Linked DNA regions of Mus musculus: region 1 is linked to region 2. A link is a loop called in an ENCODE intact Hi-C map of the cell type or tissue named here. Cell type or tissue: heart. All regions are shown on one strand.

Region 1 (8,000 bases), 340 kb before region 2:
ACAAATAAGACCATGGAGTCCACCCCCAGCTCTGCCAAAAGGAAAAAAGGAGGAGGTAGGAAGGGCTGAGACGTGGAGAGTTAGCTTTAGCATGAGTGAATAAGGAAGGCACCGCGTTCTGCTCTTTATAGGCATATTTGCACACTCCCCACAGAACACACAGTTCAAGTGCAAGCTCAATAGAAGAGTGCTCGTCTAGAGTGAGAGACCCTAGATGGCATTCCCGGATACAAAAAAAAACAAGCACCCATCAGTGACTTAGGGGTATGGCTCAGGAACAGAGGGATTGTCAAAGGTGTTGCTCTTGATGCTGTGAACAAAACCTGAGGGAATTATCTTAAGGGAGGAAAAATCTACTGGGTCTCGCAGTTTGAAAGAAACAGTCGCCCTCTGAAAGAAACAGTCTATTGTGGTCAGGAAGCCAACTAAGTGCTTCTTGGTGAAGGGGACGCATAGAGGATGCTCACAACTGGGCATCTTGAAGAGGACTGAGGACAGAGGAGGAACGGACCACAACTTTCTCACCCAACTTTATCAAGCACTACCTCCTAAAGGTTTCAGAGTCTCCCAAAGCCCTGCCACCACCCAGGCACCAAATGTTCTGACACATGAGAACCATTTTGCACCCAGTGAGTGATATCCTGAGGGGTTGTTGTTGTTGTTTTGACTTTTGGATACAGGGTTTCTCTGTGTAGCCCTGACTGTCCTGGAACTTGCTCTGTAGACCAGGCTGGCCTCCAACTGCCTGGCTCTGCCTCTGAGTGCTGGGGCTAAAGGTGTGTGCCACCACTGCCCAGCCAGAGACCCCGAGTTTTATCATCAACATGCAACAATATTATCAATTTCATGCCCACCCTGTAGTGTGGAAATACAAAGAAATGGGGTTTAGAACTGGACACAAGGAAGTCAGCCCGGGCTTCGCAGTAAGACTGTGCTCAACACAAACAAATGGCGGCACGTGAGGTTTGTCATGCTCTCCATTGTGCCCGGCATCCCTGGAGGCACATGCACTCTGCCAAAGCAGAGTGCTCCCATGAGGTGCCATTGTCCCCAGGACACGTAGTGTTTTCATTGTGTTGGCTTCTTCTAGCCATGGTTAGAACAACGAAACAAGAATCATACTATTTCAGAGGTTCAAAGATACCTCCAGGGCTGGAGGGGAGAGAGAACTAGCCTAGGTCCTCCCTGGATTCCATCCCAGTGCTGCAGGCAAAAAAATTATAATTAAATAAAAGAGCGTCTTGGTGTCTTCTGCTTTTACTCATTTGCCTTAAAAGTAGTATACAAGCCCAGGGCCTGCCAGCAACTTTTGATTTTACCCGAAACAAAATGAAAAAAACAGATGCTGTCTCACCCCGCAAAGAAAAAAACCCAGAGAGCAAATGAGTATCACTGGGCGCACACACAGTTTTTGGAGACATACTTGCATCTTCAGGGTTGAAATTCACATTGTGTAAAATACTATGGGAGACAAAGGGGATCCTGGCTGAATAAGATGGAAAACCACTTCCTAGAACAACAATATTCCAGCCATGTTCCAACTGGGGCTTGGGAGCAGGGGGTGATCCTAAACAATCCAAGTCTCCACGTGGAAATAATATTTATTATTTCTCTCCCCTCCACACCCTGGAGTAAGACAACACTAAGAGCTGGCTTTCCTCTTGACTTACCAACCCCTGAAGCTGAGAAACAAGACTCTGTGGGCCTGTTAGGTTTATGCAATTGCACACCGGGCTCTTAGGTGCTTCCAACGCTACTAACAATCTAGAGACAAATGAGCGCCTTTAGGCCACCAGAAACCAGAATTCCAGGTGAGTTCTATAAAGAAAAAGAGGTAGGGAAAAGAGCAGAAGAAAGAAAGAAGGAAAAAAAGGAGAAAGGAAGGAAGAGAGATGGGGGAACAACAAAGGAGGAGGAGGAAGAGGAGGAGGACAAGGAGGAGGACTTTTTGTTTTTAAGTTTAGCTTTTTTTGAGTGTTTTTCGTTTGTTTGTTAGGGTTTTTGTTTTGTTTTGAGAGAGGAGCTTATTGTTTACTCATTATGTAGCTAAGGCAACCTTTGAACTCACAGACATCCACCTGCCTCTGCCTTCCTCCTAGTGCTAGGATTAAAGGCCTGCATCACCATACTGGACCCTTAATGGACTTCTCTCAGACTTGTTCAGCATTATGAGAAAAAGGAGGAGGGGGAGATGATTCTGGGAGATTGAGCAGCCAAAGGATAAAACTGTACTCATTTCTCAACAGCAAGCCTTTGCAACCTAAGCTCCCGAGTAAAAATTTTTTAAAAAGGCAGGCTTCTTTTCCCTTCCCACAAGGGAAAACCAGAAGGGGTGGACCACTAGCCCTCTTGTGAAAAAGATGCTCCATCAGTTCATTCAAATTCCAGCCCAGCAGGTCCACTTCCTGCCTCTCCCATCCTTTGTCCATCCTGCAGAGGAGCGCTGTAGTTTGCTAGCCCCACACAGAACTCCCTAGGGCCATTCCCTCGCTCCTTGGTGACCCTCATCCCTCCGTGGCCACCAACCCTCAACCCCCCCCCCAAAAAAACTAAGAAAGTCCACCCTGCACTCCATCTCAAAATGGCGTTCCCTCCCCCAGCTCCCCCCCCCCCCCAAGAAGCCTCATTCCTCACAACATTCTAAGCTCCAGGGCTGTAAGTTTTGCATCCTCTTTTCTTCCCAGCCAGTCGTAGTGTATATTCACACCATTCTCTCTGGGCCAGATCTCAGCTGATGGGAGCAAAACCCTGTCTGTCTGTCTGCTTTCAGCTTGTTTCCATTCCATCCAGGGCCAAGCTTCCCAACTACCAAAATAGGCAAGTGTCCCAGGTTTTCCTGCCGTACCTCTAACCTTGGTTCCTTGATTAAGTACTTGGTTCCTCTCTACACAGAACTGGACTCTGTCCAACTTGTGTCTCTAGGTCTTCAAGTGTTCACTCAGGAGATGTTTTTTTATCCACAGGTCCCTGTTTACCATTGGAGTTGGTTCTTAAGGATCCTCAGAAAGCATCAGGGGAGGGAACCCTGGTCCACAGCTCTTGCCCCACCCCACCCCGATCCAGGCAGGAAAAGGAAGCCCCTTTGTATGCACAACTTGCTGACAATTGCTGGCTCTTGCCAGAGTGGCTTTCCTCTCTCAACATAGGAAGCTGCTAAGAACTGCAACAGGGCAGAGACAGAGAGAGACAGAGAGAGAGAGAGAGAGAGAGAGAGAGAGAGAGAGAGAGAGAGAGAGACAGAGAGAGAGACAGAGAGAGAGACAGAGAGAGAGACAGAGAGAGAGAGAGACAGAGAGAGAGAGAGAGAGAGAGAGAGAGAGAAAGGAGGAGCTGTCCCTTCCGAAGACAGCAGGGTTGCAGAGGCCGCACAAATGCTACTGTGAGTTATTTCGGGACCAGCAATGAAACACCGAGCCAGTCTTTGCTCTCTGAGCCAGCCACACCAGCGCGGTTCGACTTTTGACATCTTTTCCCTGTGACGAGAAACGGCTGGCTCTTTCAGCAGTTATAGGGGAAAGGGCCTGCTAACCAAAGGGAAGGAAACCCACACCACAGACCCTACAGGAAGGAAGGCCTGCGCCTGGAAACTCACAGGCAGGAGCCATTAGAGGGCAGCAAGTGTCTGGGAACCCAGGCAGCAAGAATCTCTCTCTCTCTCTCTCTCTCTCTCTCTCTCTCTCTCTCTCTCTCTCTCTCTCTCTCTCTCTCTCTCTCTCTCTCCCTCCTCCTTTCAATTACAGGGTGTCTCTAAAGGCAAAGCACCAGGCTCCAGCGTCAGCAGAAATACGAGTTGGAAAGACCCAGACCCAGGCTGTTGGAAGGGAAGGCACCCTCCAATCCCCAAAGCAGGCCCCTCTTGGCAAGGTCGAGCAGTGGCTGTGCAGGTCTCACCCTTACTGCCCCGGAACCCCCCTGGGTCGAGGACCCTGGCAGAACCAGCGCTGCTGTGCAGAGAGAGAGAGGGTGGGGAACTTGGGCACCCAGCCTTTTGTGTCACTTTGCTCCTTGGCCTCCTGCAACTCTAGGACAAAGGAGCGCCTGGGAGCTGCCAGCAGCCTGGGGGCACCACTGGGTTTGACAAGGAAGGACGAAACCTGATCCCTGCCAACGGGACAAGTCCTTGTGCTGTTCTGTGAGGTGACCCAGTTCTGAGACCAGACCGCTAGGCTCTGATCACACTGCATCTCTCACACACCCTGCTCGCACCCCTCGGCCTCCGAGGTAAGACCGTCGCATCCTTCCTTCCACCCGGACAAGTGAGAGCTGCCACTGGGGCGTCCCCTGCGGCAGCAGCTGCACACTCTAAGGTGTTGTGTTTTATTAAAAAATAAATAAATAAATAAATAAGAGCCAAAGATATGTTTGATAGAGCCAGGTATGGTGAGATGGGAGGGGTGCCTCAGCTAGCCCATGCTGAGGCATCCCCTAACCCCTGAGGTACCAGCCATAGGATAGTATGGAATAGAGTTTATTTAGGGCAGGGAAGGGGATTTGGGAAAGGAGTAGAGGGGGCGGGGGAAGAGGGAAGAGAGTTGAGGAAAGGCTGGCCAGGAACATGTGGAAAGAGGGGGAAGGGGGAAGGGGTCAGGAAGAGAAGGCGCAGAGCAAGCAGCCCCTTTTATATAAGTAAGCCAAGCCTACCTGGCTGTTGCCAGGTAACTGTGGGGCAGAGCCTAGAAGGAATACTAACATTCCTCCGTTTTGATTTAATTTTTTACAAAGGAAAAACTAGAAAGAGGTGATGGTAAAGCAGGAATCGGGTCGCCGTAATTTTTAGGGGCTTCCTGCGGACTTTGGGGCAACATGTCTCTGGGAAACCTAAGAAAATGGGTGTATGGATGTTGGTCTTAGGAAAGCTGGCTGTTTCCTTGCTGTCCAGGGTCTGTGGACCCATCTGTGAGTAGGAAGGAGTAGGCCCAGCAGCAGCGGCAGTGTCTGTGAGAGTAGATTAGCACATCTGTAGGTTACTTCACTGGAACGGTCCTGGATGTAGATTTTGAGTAAACACCTGGACTTGAAACACCCAGCTCTCCTAAGACTACACTCAGGGGAAAGGGATGGCTCAGCATAGGCCTGCAGAGACATCCTTGGCGCTCTCTCTCTCTCTCTCTCTCTCTCTCTCTCTCTCTCTCTCTTTCTCTCTCTCTTTGGTTTTTCAAGACAGGGTTTCTCTGTGTAGCCCTGGCTGTCCTGGAACTCACTCTGTAGACCAGGCTGGCCTCGAACTCAGAAATCCACCTGCCTCTGCCTCTGCCTCCCAAGTGCTGGGATTAAAGGCGTGTGCCACCACGCCCGGCTTCTTTCTCTCTCTTTTTTTTTTTTTAAATAGAACACAATGTAAGGGACCCAGGGGCAGCTAGGAGTGGTTTCCTGCCTATCCTGCCAAGGAGCCTCTTTATATTTTACTAAGGCTTCTACCAGGAGAAGGCTTCTGGACTCTAATTAGAGCCCAGTCGGGGTAGGTCACTGGGAGACAGCAATTGAGGGTCTGGTGCAATCTGGTTACTCATTTCTTTCCCCAAGCCCCCAGAGGACAGCCCTGACTCACAGTCACCGGATTGGAAGACCTTCAGATGACATGTTCTAGTTCAAAGGGCCTGGGCAGATTCAAGTGTCAAGTTGAAGGTGACAGGTTACCAAATCCTAGCACTGAGCTTTCGCCTAGCCAACACGCACAGGCTGAAGCAAGATGCCCTGTTCACCTCCTTCCCAACACTCAGTCTCATGTCCACCCTGTTGAGAAGAGCTCCCTTGCCCTGGCCCTGACCTACAGCAGGTGACCTAAGTAAGGCTAGTCTCCCCATCCCGTCCACCATACCCGATGTTTCTTGGTCAGATAATTCTTAGTTATTTTGGAGTCAATGCTACTACCCCCATGGAACCTTAGGCTCTGAGGCCCTGATTCTCTGCCTTTGCTTTTCCATGGTCTGCCCTTGGGACTCTCTCCTCCTTTAGCTTCATGACGTAAATAAGAAGAGGCTATGGGAACCTCTAAACTAGATTCATAGATAGACCCATCACTCACAGTGAGAACACAGTGGCTAGGAACCTATCGGAGTGTGTGGAGGACTTTGCCAGCATTGGGAGGCGTTCTGATTTCCTGTAACAGTAGACCAGGAATTCAGACTAAATTTCCCACTGACAACCATTCAAGACCCTACAAAATATAAAAGAAACCCAGTTCTTCCAACCCGAGAAATACTGAGCCATAACGTTGGCTGCTGACCTTAGAAACAGTCACCAGATTGGAAGATATTCACGGGACAGGCTCTGGTCCAAAGTGACCAAGTGGACTGATCACCACCCTCATTGCCTAGCACACTGCTGCTGTCATTAAAAACTCAATCTGATGCTTGTAGCTTTGGATAAAAACTCCATGGAATGAATACTTACAGGATTTGTTTTATTTGTTTGTTCTGTAAACTAACTCCACCTGGCTAAAAGAAGACACTTCTTCTACATTGCCTGAAACCTCTCTCTGGCCTGTCTCCCACTGTACTACTGCTGTAAAGGCAGACACATCCTGATAGAGGCTATCACTTCAGTTGCAGCCTCCACAGTCCCTATGAACCAACCACAAAAGGGTCTCTGCACTGTTAGGTGTTTGGTCTCACTCACCATGAAGGCTTAATCTTTTTTTTTAAGATATTAATTAATTAATTAATTAATTTATTTATTTATTTATATGAGTACACTGTAGCTGTCATCAGACACACCAGAAGAGGGCATCAGATTCCATTATAGATGGTTTTGAGTCACCATGTGACTGCTGGGAATTGAACCTGTGTCCTGTGTAAGAGCAGTCAGTGCTCTTAACCACTGAGCCATCTCTCCAGCCCGAGGCTTAATCTTTATCATAGTGTTTTGGATTTATTCTTCACTTCCCTGAACTGCCTTCTTCATGTCTAAGATAGTAGTGCTGATAGCAACAAGCTCAGTGCTATTGTAAGGGTTAAGTAAGATGGTGTAGCTAAAACACAAAGTACTGTATCCTTAGCTTGCAGTAAGTGATGAGTGAATATTAGGTATGGTGGCATGCACCTATAATCTCAATGCTGTAAAAGGGGAGACAGGCAGATCCCCCGAGCTTTCTGGTCAACATTCTAAATGAATCAGTGTGCTTCCGGTTCAGTGAGAACCTGTCTCAGAAAATAAGGAAGGCTAGAGAGACGGCTCAGCTGTTAAAGGCAGGAGTTCTCTTGCAGAGGATGGGAGCCCAGCTCTCAGCACCCACGTCAAGAGGGTCACAACTGATGTAACTCCAGCTCCAAGGAGCAAAAGCTCTCTTCTGGCCTCCTCCAACCCTGCACTCAGCATGTATAAAGCCATACTCAGATATACACATAGATGCTTAATTTAAAATATGCATTTAAGAAAAAAAAAGAAGAAGAAAACAAGTAAAGGGAGAACGTGTGTAAACTTAGGGCTACCCTAGACAACATATTGAAATCATATCTCAAACAAATAAACACATGAATATAATAGGGTTTAACAAGAACTAGGGTTCAGAACATGCTATATACAAAAGAAGAAGGAAGACAGTGGCTGAAGAAGACAAAAGACCTTGATCTCTGCCTACACACACCAGCAGACACATGTACACACACATGCACATAAACACATGAAGTACTACCAACATCATCTTCAACTACAGACCAATACCTGAATTTCTTTTGAAAAATTGTACCAATTCATCTTTTTTTTTCCTAACAAGATGTACATCCTGCTCCATCTTTAGATAATTTTGCCTGTTGCCAAGTACACCTTTTCAGTAAAAGTTTAATTTCTCCTCTACAATGCTTGAGAGATTGGCACATCCTCCTGCCTTCCGCACTCACCACACCCATCGCACTTACCACGTCCAGTTCTTCCCACCTGGTTGCTCTGGACAGATGGACGCTCTTGGCTCTGCCTGGGTTGGTATGGGGCATGGCCAGCTCAACTCACTCCAAACCTTGTACTTCTTTAGCATCATTCCATCTCAAATATGTTTTGAGAAA
Region 2 (8,000 bases):
AAAATAGATATTTGTGTACAAATTTGGCTGAACATATATTTTCATATTTTACTATATGACTTAGTAAAACTGCTGGGTCCTATGGTCACCACATATTGAAGAACTGCCACAATAGTTTTCAACATGGCTGTACCCTTTCCCATTCTTCAATTTCCTTGCCAACATTTATTCATTGGCTGACTTTTTGGCTAGTGCCATTTTAGTGGCTGTGCAATAGCATCTCTCCATGGTTTGATAACCTCATTCTTCCTTGTTTTTAATTAGGTATCTGGTAAATATTTGCTGTATAAAAGATATCAACATTTGAACAAACCTTTGAACAGGAGCTTTGACTTTCAAGTTTATTAATTAGCTAGGTATGAACAATCAATAGAATCTAATATTTTTTTTAGTAGCTTATTGTGTTTTATTGTGGTTTGGGATAGGTTTTTACACAATAGCCCAGGATGTCCTGGAACTCACTGGGATTGCAGGCATGAGCTACTAAGCCCCATTAGAATAAAATAAAATAAAATAAAATAAACCCTAAAGGTGACTTTTTTTGTTGCCAGAATTATCTACCGTATAAAAATGGTGATGATTTGCCGGGCAGTGGTGGCACATGCCTTTAATCCCAGCACTTGGGAGGCAGAGACAGGCAGATTTCTGAGTTCTAGGCCAGCCTGGTCTACATAGTTAGTTCCAGGACAGCCAAGGCTACACAGAGAAACCCTGTCGGGGGGGGGGGGGGGGAATGGTGGTGATTTACCGTGAGAATCCATGGAACTTTGGACATTTGAAAGTATTTTACAGAACAAACTAAACTGCAAGTAAAACTCCAACTTGGATATAGATGCTGCTTGTGGTCTAGCTTGGAAACCCAAGTTTATAATCTGAGCACTTGGGAACTGAAGACAGAAGGATGGGGAATAAGAGGCTAGCCTGGTCTACAAGAGAGAGTGTCAAGCAAAGTACCATGAAACAAACACCAAGAGACAAGTAAACAGGTAGTGGTTTTTGGAGTGCCCATCCCGACCCTCCTCGTTCAGACAGCTTATAAATTGGAAGCCCAAGAGTAAGAATTTCTGTGATGACCTTGTAAACTTTTGTTTTAAACTAGTCCATCACCTTCTCAGCAGACAAGTCCTCAAAACAATGTTTGATAGCACTTGGGAGACAGGATGGATGTGGCAGGAGGCATAGACAGTGAGTGGTGCACACACCTTTAATCCCAACACTTGGGAGGCAGAAGTAGGTAGATCTCTGTGTATTCTAGGCCAGCCTGGTCTACATAGTGAGTTCTAGGACAGCCAGAGCTACAGTGTGAGACCCTGTCTCAAAAAAACAAAACCAAAAAGAAAAGAAAAAAAAAAAAAGAAAAAGAAAAAGAAAGAAAGGTGGAGTTGCTAAGGCTATTAGTGCCTAGCACGAAGCCCATGCTAGCATGTCACAAATGGGGCACAATGATACTAGGGTCATAAGTTCAAGGTCATCCTCAGCTAATAAGTTCAAGGCCAGCCTGGGGACTTTGTGGGGAGAAAGGAAAAAAAAAATGTCACTGCTAAAAGTTTCACCAGATAGAGTTTTGCTCAGTAAACAGTAGACCCTGGGAAATGTAACAGGTTCTGAAAACTTATTTTTGATGACTGGAAGTCAAACAGTTCCCTCGCAGTCTGTGGTTTAGCCTACTTATCTCAAGTCAGGGGTAATGGTCCAACTGTTTTTCTTTAGTTCTAGAGAATTCTATCTTGGCCAGGCTTCATTTGTTCATTCTATCCTCAGATAGATACTTCTGTTGTCAGTTGCCACCTCTCCCCCACCCCTCAAACTTGAGTTCATTCGAAGGAAGACTTCAAATTAAAGCCCATAATAAGCTTTACAACTGTAGGGTGTTCAGGCATTCCAAGAGGAGCCCATGGGGTGGAGCTAGGGCAAAGGTCATAGCAAAGAGCATGTAGCAAGCTTTCTGCATGTATAACATCAACCAAGTAGTCCCAAGTGCATAACTCTATAGCCCTATTTTCTGTGCTTTTATCTTCAGAATTGGTGTGAGTGTGTGTGAAGGTAACTATTCTGAAGATGTATCCAAAACCGAGAACACGTCCCTTTTGGAACCTAAGTAGAAACTGGTTGGAGGTTGGAAACATGTCAGCTGCTTTATGGAGGAAGCACAGCTGAGGCCTGGTTTCCCTGGGCTCTGTGATAACTTGGGCCAAGGCAGTGTGGTGGCTTCAGGAGCCCCGGGGATGGAGAGAAATTCGCAGGAGGACCCATGCTTTTCACAGTTGAAACAGGAGCCCTCTGAGAGAAAGAGATATTTCAACGTGGCTTCCCTGACGCCTTGAAGGGAGCTGTGGATGACACAGCACCAGTCATTCCGTCGCGGGGTGGGGACAAGGTGGCGGTAGACGCCATCCTTAGGCCCCTCGCAGGCAGGCAGCCTCCGCTGAAGCATCGTGTATAGAGAGGGAGAGAAGGCAAAATGATAAAAATCCAGGGCCCTTGCGTTTGTTAGAGAAGAGAAGCACTCTCCTAAGTAGCTGCGCTGGTGGGAAGGACCAACCTGGGAGAGAAACTGCAAGAGGTTGGGGGCGGGGTGAAGCGCCTGCTCTTTAATCTCCGGCCCCATCCTCTAACTCGCCCCACCTGGATGCAGGGCGAGGACCGCGTACAGAAGGAACTGTGCGGCTGGGACATCACTTTCAGATTCAGGGGGAGCAGCGCTGGATCTGGGGTCCACCGTCACCACACTACCCTCTCTCGGGCCTCCTAGGCGTCCCCCCAAGCTCCTCTCTGCATCTCTACCTCTGTTAAAATAGTGAAACAAACCCTGTTGTAAAGTGATGGAAAGCCTCGGGCTGAGAGCCACTGGCAGTGAGGGGTTGGAGGGGAGGGGGCACGGTGGCTGGAGCTAGTGGCCACCAGTGAGCGCTGGGTGGGTCGGAATTGCGCTCAGCTGTAGCGGCCGAGACCCTTCCCCTCCGGCTGCCGGGCCCGCCCCTGGCCCCGGGCGCCTAGGGAGGGCGTGGGGCAAACTTGGGGCTGCTGTAGGGGGTGAGGTGGGAACTCCACCTCCACTCATCCCGGGATAGTGGCAACTGCGGTTGCCTAGCTAAAACTGGGGCGGGGGTGACGACAGGGACAGCCGGGTACCGCGGTCCTCCCGACTCCCCCAGCTCGTTCAGCCGCGGCTGCTGCGGCAGCTCTGTAACACGTCCCCAGGAGACTCGCAGGAGCAACACGTGATGTGTCTACTTATCAGGGTGAGAGGGGGAGAGCGAGTCTCCGAGTGTGCGGGTGAGGAAGCGGGGCGGGGGGCCGAGGCGGGGGCCGGGAAGACGGCTAGGGCAACGGGGTCGCCAGCTCCTCGCCCACCTCCCTCCCTATGGGAGAAGAGGAGGAGGGGAAGTGACTGCGGAGTTGATGAACTTTGCACATCCAGAAACGCCATTTTGATTCCTTTTCCGGAACAAGTTTGCATCTCTCCTCGTTCTCTCCCCGAAGCCCACCGGTCCTCACCGCATCATGCCTGGGAGCCCAGCACCCTGCCGGGCCGTAAGTACGCGTCCCGGGTCCCCCGCTTGCGGCACTCCGGTGGTTGCGAGATGCCCGGGGCATTGCCGGAGCGACCTTTTAAAGAACTTTTTGGGGATGGGGAGGGTGAAGTGTGCAGAGCGCGGTGTACTTCTGAAACTCGGCGTTTGGCAGAAAGGACCCGCGCACCCTGGCAGCATGCGCTCGGTTGGGGCTGTGGGGTAGGGGAGCCGGGATGAGCTGGGCAGCCCTCTCCCCTCGGGCTGCGCGCCCGGCCGCTCCTCCTCCTCCTCCTCCCCTTCCTCCGCTCCTTTCCCCTTCCCGAGCTGCCGGCTCTGCCAACCAGCTCCCAGCGCGAGCCGCCGCAGCGCCCCGCCAGCAGGACCTGATGCGCATCCATATTAGCCGTCCGAGCGCAGGAATCCGGCCCGACCCGCGCCGCCGAGTTTATTTTTAACCAGCCCTGCCGGGACTCGGATGGTGCGCGCACCGCGGGCCAGAAACATCTTCCCAGCGCTGCTCTCCATCTTCCGCCCTCTCTCCCCCGACATCCTCCCCCCCATGTGGGAGGGGAAACTTTTCTCCTACATACTTTCTAGTCCCTCTCGGGTCGGGAAGCACGGAGATGACGGAGCCAGCCCGCCGCCGCAAGGTATCCGGGGGTGCCCACCCGGGGTGCAGGCGCGGGGGCCGTGCGTTCGGGGCTGCTCGGTGGGAGCATCCGCCGCGCCCTGCTCTGCGGACTTTGATCCTCCCGGGCGGACGGCGCCGACCGGGAGGGGCGGCAGGCAGCCCCGAGCCCTCTGCGAGTTCCCGGCTGGCGGCGGGGCTGTGAGCGACCACCGTCGCTGGGAAGGAGGGGAGGCGGCGACCCGGGCCGCGCCGACGCGTATTGTTGGTGACTCCGAGGCTGGCTGGGTACGAGCTTTGGGGGAGCCCCCGACGTGGGGCGAGCCTGCATCGCGGAGGGGGGGCTCGCGCCCGGCGCCGTCACGAGCACAGGAAGGAGGCCGGGAGCATCCGAGGCGGGGCCGGCGCCCGCCCCACCGCCCAGCTGTGGAGCGCGCTCGGAAACTTTTGTCCGCCACCCGCTGGACCAATTTTTCTGGAGTTCTGAGGCTTCGCTTTTTCCTCACACCCCGGCCTGCCCAGCCGAAAGAGGGGGTTGGGGGAAGCCGGTGTCCCCCGGGGAGGGGGCACCGACGACTTCGAGAGGCACGGGCCCCCCCATCAGGCCCAGCTCCCCGCGCCCCCTCCCCGTTCGCGGTCTCTTAGGAAACTGCGACCTTAATGGTTGCTAAGGAGCAGGGGAGGTCCTTCCCGTCGCCGGCCCCCTCCCTGGGAGGCGGTGTGTTTTCTGTACAGGGCTAGGGTCGCATCGAGGATGTGACCCGCTCTCTGGCCCGGGGTGAGTGCGGGGCGCGGCTACGGTGCCTGCGGGCAGCCGGCCGAGGTCTAGGGGCGTGGGGACCCCACTGGGCTCGGGCTCGACCGCTTGACAGGCGCCGCGTGTTGCTAGCTGCCCTCGTCCGCGGTGCATCCGTGATGGGTTATAAAAGAGGAGGAAAGTTATTTTTCCTTGCTCAGCAGATTTGCCCTCCCTCGTTCCTTACTGGTTAAGAGATAGAACGTGAGCCCAGATCCGGACGAGCAGTTCACATTCCATTACGAAATTCTACACGGCTTCAGAGCCAGCAGCAGCACTCATTCGGGGCATTTCGGAGGAGATTTTCTTCTTTGGGGGATGCTGGTAGTGGTGGTGGTGGCGGAGACCGATACAGGGTGAATAAAAAGCAACTTTTGTCGGGGTGTCGAAAACCTTACCCTCAGGTTTCCATTGTTAGACTGCTCAACACTGGGTCTCGTTTTCGAGTTAGAGCTAAGCATATCCTTGTGAAAGCCTATGGGAAGAAAGTTGGTTAAATAAAGATGTTGGGAGTTGGCAAAGTATTCTTGCAAATGATTCTGCAAAGGCTCACTTGTTGCTTGTGCATCCCTTGGTTGTGAGATTCCTTTTTCAGATAATATGGTGGTCTGTGTCTGCGTGCGAGTTGTTGTGCAATAGATAATTGGAGTGGAAGGTGGAGAAATGAGAACAGCCATGAAAAGAATGTGTTGATGGCTTTTAACATCCTCTAGGTTTGATGCTTTCATGAGCAGGCAGGTATAGTTTGTAATTTAACCCGGAAGTCTGAGTTGGAGGCTAAGGTCTTGGTTAAAACTCTTAAGAAAATTCTGTACGTAAGCCCTAAAAGAATCCATAGTTTCTTCGGAAAGAGTTCAGTATACTCTTAAAACACGTGCAAGGGTGGACTCGTTTTAGAGGTTTAGAGTTGCTGTTTGTTTGTTTTTACCTCTGCCCATTGGGGTACCTACTGATGGGTCTTCCTTTGATGTATTTGGTTACAGTGAATTAAACATTTGAATGGCTCTAATCAAGTTTTAAATGTGTGAAAAAAAAACCCTCCCCAATTTTTACAAAAGAAAGGGAGAGAGGGGTACTTTGATTTAATTATTTTCCCGTTCTCCATTTATTTTTGGGTTAAGTTGCACTGTCTCCATCTTACAACATACTTTTACGGTAAGATGGCTGGCTGTCTTTTCAGCATGTTTTGTTTTTTAAGAAATGCTTTACTCACTTAAGAAATGCTGTTGATGCTCAGTGGTACATGGAATATTATTCTCGGCCGTTTCCCTGGATACCGCATTATTCCTCATCAGAAACTCAGACAGCATAACCCTTGCCGTGGACGTGATGGGGAACGTTTGCCTGACTCAGCTGGTTACAGGTGGTGCATTCATTCCTAACCATTTACATCATCAAGCAAGTGACCTTTTGATGGAAGGGGCCTTTATTTTAGATTTCTTCAGACAGAACCATCTGAGAGAGATTATTTGCATCCAGTACAGGTAGGAAGGGGAGGGGAATGCAGTGTGTTAGTCCTCATCTGATCAACAGCTGTTTATTGCTTTTCTGCCCCTAAGTCAGGCACTAGGTAGCAGCTGTTAGCAAACAGCTTCTGGGTTGCTTTTTGTTTGTTTGTTTGTTTGTTTGTTTCACTTTTCTGTTTTAACCTGCTGCTGTATTGGTTCACTTCCTAGGTCAGTTTGGAAGTCTGTCTTTCTATTGTGTGCCCACTCTAACATCTCTTAACAGCTTCAGCTAAGTAAATTTCCTGGTTAATGAAGTTGAAAAAAAAATTCTATCCTCTTAGGGTTTTGCGTGACATAGTTAATATAAACTTTTACAGAAATTGGTTAAACAGGCTCTCTAGAAGCAGCTAGAAGTGGGTTCTTTTGATGTTTTTATTCATTATCCTTCTGAAAAGTAGGTGGTGCTTAGAAGGTCATAGGATAAGGGTTGCTAAGCAGCTAAACAGAAGGATGCTAAAATTAACTGAAGCTTTTTTGAAAGGGAGTCCTTCCCTGTTTTACATTACCTACTAGGTTTAATTAATTTCTGAATCTTCCATGTTCTTTGATCTAGGAAGGTAGTATGTTAAAGTTGGTCTTTGTTTTTGTTATTATATTCAAATAATCTTCCTTTTGTAAGTGTCTTTAATTGAAGTTCAGTATTCTCTCAGTATTCTCTTGACTCCTTGCTGTGGTGTCAAATGGCAGCTTGTCTGGGGTGACTTTCTTGTCTGTGAAGAGGTAGAACTTCCCTTTTGTTATTCACGTATAACTTCACCTGCTTTTGCATTAATAAAGGATTTTTATGTTTATTTTGGAAATTCTACATAATCCACAAAGTGATGTTTTGCCATTGTATTTTTATTAAACGTTTGCATTCAAAAGATAGAAGTGCAATATAGTATCAATAGTAACTACAATATAGTCCCTCCTGATGAGAGGACAATGGCTTTCTTTCCTCCTAGATTAGATTGTGGATGTGGCTGTTCCTGGTCCATGTTACCCTACTTCCCTGGCTCTGTCTGTTCAACCCAGCTCATAGATAATCTTTTTTTTAAGTACTCTAGGTTTAGAATATATTTGGAAGGACTGAACAGATGTTAGAAGGCAAAAGTATTATGACTTGTGTATTGTCTTAGTGTTTCAAGGTTTTTGAAGTTTTTCATGATGAAAGATGCAAGCTGGTGGCTGGAAACCCTCCCTTCTGTTGGGTGGCAGGCCCGCTGCAAAGCCAGCAGCTTCCCTGCCTCAAGGTTATGCGTGTTTTCCTGACCTATCAAGCAGGCCTCCTTGAGTCATATTTTTATATTCAAGTGTAATTAAAAGATTGATAGGTTTTCTCTCTCTTCCCCCCACCCCCTCAATTTTTTTAGATTTAGATTGTGCTTCTAGGGTGGGAGCAATCAAGTACCTCTTTGAAATGCATGCAGGGGTCAGAGAGTGGTTTCCATGCCCAGGGGTGAGGGGTAGGGGGTGGGGGTAGATCCGAGGTAAAAGGTGTACCGTCTGAACCCGGAGGGAAGTATAAGATGTGCTTTCTGAAATGCATCATTTACTTTTAACTTCCCCCACTC

What was found. Peaks named below come from ENCODE experiments on the same cell type or tissue, not always from the same donor. Only the 100,000 strongest peaks of a DNase experiment are listed, where the experiment ranks them.
Region 1: a loop joins it to region 2, with 2.8 times the contacts of the local background. A loop is called at or near these places in 2 of 42 quality-filtered maps.

Annotation. Positions count from the first base shown.
Region 1 is chr13:37,479,267-37,487,266 of GRCm38, forward strand. Gm40914 (a long non-coding RNA gene) reads right to left here. Exons shown (of 2, transcript XR_001780899.2): 1 at 7,857-8,000. Among named protein-coding and RNA genes, the nearest start is that of Gm40914, 4.0 kb to the right of the region's middle. In heart, CTCF peaks have their summits at 3,573 (motif pointing right) and 4,097; DNase peaks (open chromatin) are centred at 2,465, 3,065, 3,535 and 4,015; H3K4me3 peaks cover 1,414 bases; H3K27ac peaks cover 2,445 bases.
Region 2 is chr13:37,822,811-37,830,810 of GRCm38, forward strand. It overlaps a transcript of Rreb1 not described here. Among named protein-coding and RNA genes, the nearest start is that of Gm46411, 27 kb to the left of the region's middle. In heart, a CTCF peak has its summit at 4,661; DNase peaks (open chromatin) are centred at 3,181, 3,931, 4,761, 5,061 and 1 weaker place; H3K4me3 peaks cover 3,737 bases; H3K27ac peaks cover 4,493 bases.